2 separate regions of the Mus musculus genome follow, and region 1 is linked to region 2. The links are chromatin contacts, found by Hi-C or POLR2A ChIA-PET in ENCODE. All regions are on one chromosome and are shown on one strand. The core of a region is the stretch at or near the end of the contact, and the rest is flanking DNA. Distances in the headings are between cores, read along the strand shown.

What was found. A loop is a pair of places that touch in the nucleus more often than their neighbours do. ChIA-PET counts read pairs that join two places held with the same protein, here RNA polymerase II (POLR2A).
Region 1: a loop to region 2 is called in a map of v-Abl transformed pro-B cells, with 7 times the contacts of the local background. The contact joins the enhancer-like site here to the promoter of Fgd4 in region 2. A Hi-C loop is called at or near these places in 3 of 37 maps with a recorded cell type or tissue (T-helper 17 cell and v-Abl transformed pro-B cells). POLR2A ChIA-PET finds 5 or more read pairs at or near these places in 1 of 5 experiments (embryonic stem cell).

The regions. Positions count from the first base shown.
Region 1 is chr16:16,910,763-16,913,462 of GRCm38, reverse strand. Ppm1f (protein phosphatase 1F (PP2C domain containing)) reads right to left here. Exons shown (of 8, transcript NM_176833.4): 3 at 2,382-2,524. Among named protein-coding and RNA genes, the nearest start is that of Ppm1f, 16 kb to the right of the region's middle. Within about 2 kb of position 1,354, at least 2 of the 3 ENCODE cell types and tissues checked have a DNase peak (open chromatin) inside an H3K27ac peak, as active enhancers do.
Region 2 is chr16:16,598,678-16,601,377 of GRCm38, reverse strand. It overlaps Fgd4 (FYVE, RhoGEF and PH domain containing 4), which reads left to right and starts at 1,400. Exons shown (of 17, transcript NM_001301817.1): 1 at 1,400-1,600. The coding sequence starts at 1,450.

The sequences.
Region 1 (2,700 bases), core at 105-2,604, 310 kb before region 2:
TGGAAGACACTAACCCCAACTGTCGGCCGTGCGATTCCAGTGATAGGCCTTTTTGAAATGATGAAAACTAGTCACCGTTGGGAGTTAAGGACTGGCTACAGCAGGGAAGGAGAGTTAGTGGCCTGTGGAAGGTTACATGTAGAATCCTTGCAATAAGGAAGCTGGCTTGTGTCTGACCATATTCAGATCTTGTGTGTGACATACTGTTATAGTTTTCTATGATGTTCCTAGGAGGAAAACGGGGTCGTGTATATATAGTCGGGATATCTCTGTTATTTCTCATAATTCACTGCATGCATACTTATTATTTCAAAATAATGTACATGTACATGTAAAAGGTAGAAAAAACTAGAACATCAATAACAAAAGTCCCACCCCAATTTCCCAACCCCCAACCAGAGGGTTCAAGTATCAAAGGCCACAGCAGAGGAACAAGGAGAACTGGGAGAAGTGTGCTTAGTCAGAAGTATGGCCATGGAAGAAACGGGAGGAGTGGAAGAGGCTGGAGGGAGGCATGGGAGGAAAGCAATGAGCAGGGAGAAGGGTAAGTCTAACAAGCCTGCTTGGGGGCAGGCCATCTAGTCTGCTGCAGCCATCATGCTGGGGACTATTAGCAGCAGCTGTGGGAGTGGAGGCTGAGGAGCTGGAGAACTGACTTTGTTAGGCCCAGCCTAGGGACCACAGCTCTAAATGGGACCCTGAAGAACTCAAGTTTCCTGTGTCTAAGCCCATCCCTAACCACATTACTTCTCATGTCTTTCATTTCCTCCTCTGTACACAGGTAGACTCCATGACTACCTGGAGAGCTGTTGTGGTCTCCTTGCTCCTGGAGACTGCTGGTATGGAGGGAACGTTGAGCAAGGCTGGGCCTCTAGGCCTGGGCTGTCTCTTTTTAGCCTTTGGTTACACTGCTATTTCCAGCAATAGGTTTAGACTTGAATTTTGCTCAAGAGGAAGAATGGGCAATTAAAAATGAAGATGGCAAGCCCTACGGTAATGCTCAGCCTCAGGCTCTTGGAGTCCTACCCTGATTTTCTGGCCAAGGGCTATAGTCTTGAGCCTTAGGAACTGCCCGGGAGGTCTATCTTCACAACAATCACAGGGAAGTGCTGGTAGGTGGGCATGGAGGTGCCTTAGTCACATTTCTGCCTGGGGCAATAAGCCTCAAAGAATGTGCTGAGACAGCTGGCAAGAACAGCGTGCCAACAACAGACTTGCAACAGTGCGCAAGGCTACAAGCCTAGGCTTGCATGGCAGCTCTGGGACAGGCAGGGAAGGCGGGGAAGGCACATCCCTTCTCCAGACGCCTGGGTTTAAGGCCTGGTTTGCCGGCTGCAATTCTCCTTCCCACCAGCAGGTGATACTGTCTCCTAGCTGGAGGGGTAAGGATGGGCCTTGGCGGCAGCTGCTGCCAGACTGGATTGTCTGCTGGCTTTATAGAGAACAATGGCCGCCTGTCTTTATGGATAGTTGTCTCCTAGGCAGGGGGCAAGGCCATGCTGGCTTGAAGGCTGGCAGGGAGCTGCGGAAGGGGCCAGAAATGGGGGGTGAGGAGAGTGGCTGGTAGGCGCAAGTGCTAAGGCTGAAGTAGGTTTCTTTTTTCTCCTACAGTGTTCTTTGTCCTTCTACACATGGCCTAAAGCTGGGCAAAGAGAGGCTCCCTCTACTGCCTGGAAACTCGGCCCACATCCTGTGTGCATACCTGCAGCCACCACTTCCCTCCTAATACTTCTGGTACTGCAGCAAAATAGGAGGAAAGAGAGTCATGCAGAAAAAGAGCCTGGATTTTATAAACAAACGCTCTGTCAAGTGGTCTTGGGGCCTCTTGGCGTTTGCTCCCCGTTCTGTTCCTGGGTTCCTTTGGTTTGGTGTACCACTGTAGGGCTCAACTCACTGATGGCTGTAGCCAGTGGACACGAAATGTCCATCTTCGTCACCTCATGATTGGGATCACTGACATCTAATGATCCCAACTAAGGTAAGTCAAGGCAGGGGACCTAGACAACAGTTGCCCCCTCCCCGAGGTGGATGTGCCACTCTGCTAAGGGCCTCGTGTTAGCCAAGGGGGACAGTGAGTACAGGTGAGGTTGGCTGTGTGGCTGTGAACCAACACCTTGCACTTCTCGTGTGTAAGGCAGGACAGGCACCACTCATTTCTATGTGCTCTGAAGCACCATCAAGACAGCACAAAGGTGGGCCACCGTCTCACTGGCCGCCTTTGACCCACGTGCTGCTCAGTCCATTGCAGGTTTTCTATGCCACATCGTGCTCTTGCTGAACTCCAACACTGCTGTCCTGATGGCACGCTGGCACTGACCTTTAGTGTCAATCTGAGTTTGTCACTTGTTAAACAATCCCAGAGCCATATGAGTGGAACTTACAGGTCACGAGGGCTTTCTCTTCTTCCTCCTCTTCCTCCTCCTCCTCTTGTTCAGGCAACCTCTTAAATTCAGAAAGGTCTGTCTGCAGCAGCTGGGAAATTGCCTCGTGGGTCACAGCCACAGCAAACGATGGGGGAGCGTTCCTAGGAAGAAGATGTGAGAGGCGGGGCTGGAGCAGCTCCTGGCATCCTCCACCTTGAAGATGGAGATGATGGCTCATACCTTCCTCTTGGTGTCATCACAAGCAGGTGATCTCTGTCTTCAGGGACCCGGAATGGATATTTACACAACACCAGGGGCACGGCATTTGCTGGGATGT
Region 2 (2,700 bases), core at 151-2,650:
TTTTCTTGTATTTAGGGGACTTTAAAAGCTATTGTCGGGCTGGTGAGATGGCTCAGCGGTTAAGAGCACCCGACTGCTCTTCTGAAGGTCCTGAGTTCAAGTCCCAGCAACCATATGGTAGCTCACAACCATCCGTAAGGAGATCTGACTCCCTCTTCTGAAGTGTGTGAAGTGTCTTCTGAAGTGTCTGAAGACAGCTGCAGTGTACTTAGATATAATAAATAAATAAATCTTTAAAAAAAAAAAAAGCTATTGTCTTGAGCCAGGTAACCATGTTAGCTACTTTTGTCTTTTCTCTGTGGTCATGTCCTTTTTCTGCCGTGGAAATGTACATTGGAAACTGCTTCATATTCATAAATCTGTTGACTTTATTACTACATTATCTTTAACAGTGGTCATGATAAACTGGGTCTTGTGCTGTTCTGGAAACCAGTGTTATTCTGTGGATGAAATCTGAAGGGAATCTGTCTGCACCGACTGACTGGCTGGTTAGAACTTCAGTACTGTAGAGAGGTTAGAACGCTGCAAGCCCAGAGGCTAATTAACTTACCTTGGCCTAGCTTTAGCCCAGGGGAACAGTCATTTCTTGTCCACCTCTACTTTAAAACTAACATCCCATGACTAACAGATTAAACTAACCTTTGGAATCTATTGACTGACTTAGATGACTTCTAGCAACCACAAAGCTAAGAATGTCACGAGATAGTATCTCAAGCCTATTCAAAAACCTCCATCTTGCTGGTAACCGCCTCTCTGATATACCTACCAATGGACTTTAAACTTGCCTTGATTTACGACTTTCTTTGTTCTGTGAAACTCTAAGACTGCTTCCGCATTGGAACATGGAATTTGAGGTTGTCTAAATCTGTGTTCCTGGGCCATGGTTACTCAAAAGGGCTGCAGAAGAAACTTTTATTCCCTTTAAGGTGAGAGCTGCGCTTCCTTATTGCTTGAACAGCGCTCCCGGCAAGCTGATTCGCTTCTTCCAAGAGCCGGCGGTGCATCTGGAATTCCGGCTTCTCAGTCATTTTCAAAGCTGGGTTTCCTTACCTAAAGTTTGCAGCGCGGTAGCCTGGGAGACTTTGGCTCTTGAAAGTGTGGTGAGTAACAGCCAGACTGTTCTTCCAGCATCCCAGGGCGTGGTCGGTAAGTAAGCTGATGAGGCGTTTCTGAGGTTCAGGTGAGCCAGGCAGGTGCACTCTGCCTTCCCCTGGGCCAATGGGCGACGCCGGTCCCCCCCAAGCCTCTTCGGCGCTCGGGCGGGACCGCGCTGCACTCTGGCGATTGGCTGTGCAGCGGGGGCGGCCTGGGCCGGCCGCTGCCGGAGAGTCCGACGACGGAGTCGGAGCGCAGGCCCGGGAAGCGAGGCCTGCGCGGGGAGGGAGCGCAGGGAGTCGCGCAACCTGGACGCGCGCGGGGCAAGGCTTGCGGGAGTGACCGCAGGCCACCATGAACAGCGAGAGCGACCATAACTTCAGGCGGGTGGCCATCCGGCGGAAGTCAGGCTCCTACCTGCCGCCCGGGATCCCCCGGCCCTGGAGCAGGCCTTCGCCGCAATTGCGGCGCCTTGACCGTGTCGCGCAACCCAGCCAGGCCGCAGGTAATGCGTGGGTGAGCGGAGCGAGGGCGTGCCGCGTGTTGGGGGGCCGGCGGGGGGCGTGCCGCGCGTGTTGGGGGCGTGACGCCTGTGTTGGGGACTGGCGGAGGGCGTGCCGCGTGTTGGGGGCTTGACGGGGTGTTAGGAGTGGAGTGGGTGTGGGTGTGTGCCTTTGGCTGTTGAGGACCTGGGGGAAAGGGCTGCCTTCTGTTGTGAAAGGGATCCTCACAGGTTAGTTACCCCGCAGGACACTATTCCTAGTTAGTTTGTTCTTTCTCCCAAAGCTTCAAGAATATGGCCAGCTTGTTCTTAAAAAACTAAAGGTGTGCCCTTAGAAAAAGCTTTATTAGGAATTGTACAACCTATTTTTCAATATACTGCTGTTTAAGATTCACCAAATTCCTCTGCTCAGTTGACCTTAGTTCCCTGGCGCTCCCTTCCCGAGGGCAAAAGTCAAACACTCAGATAATGTTTATGTTTTTGAATATTTTGAATCTTAAAAAGAAATCTCACCCTTCTTTACTTTCATTTTGTAATGATTGAGCAAGCAGCTTTGTGTTTTTATCAATATGATCAATGTCGAGACTGGTAAATATGCTGTCTATTCCTTGTCCCGAAGCTATAGAAGGCACATGACAGAAAATCGTGATGGATGGTGTGTTAAGTGTGTGTTCACGTTAGATAAGTCAGGATGTGAGATGATGCATGAACTGGATCACGGAGAGTCCTCTGTAATCATTTCCTGTAGAAGTAAGAAACTGATAAAGTATTCTGGAGATCTCTTCCAGTTCTAGCTGTGATTCACCAAACTGAATGAAAATGTTATTAAGTGAAAATGGTTTGCTTTGTCATCGCATTTTGTCACCCGTTGTTTTCAGCACAGACACTGGTCTGATGCCTCTGTTATGTTACTAGATTTATTTTCAAATGCTTTGAAGAGACGATCAAAATATGAAACATCCTCTTTCAAGAGTCACAGTATAGTCTATAAATTATTTCTGCAAAGCAGCTATGCTTGTAGGAGAAAGGGTTCTGTTTGCTCTTTTATTTATTTGTGCCCTCCCCATTCCCCCACCCCCATACTGGGAGTAGAATTCAGGGCA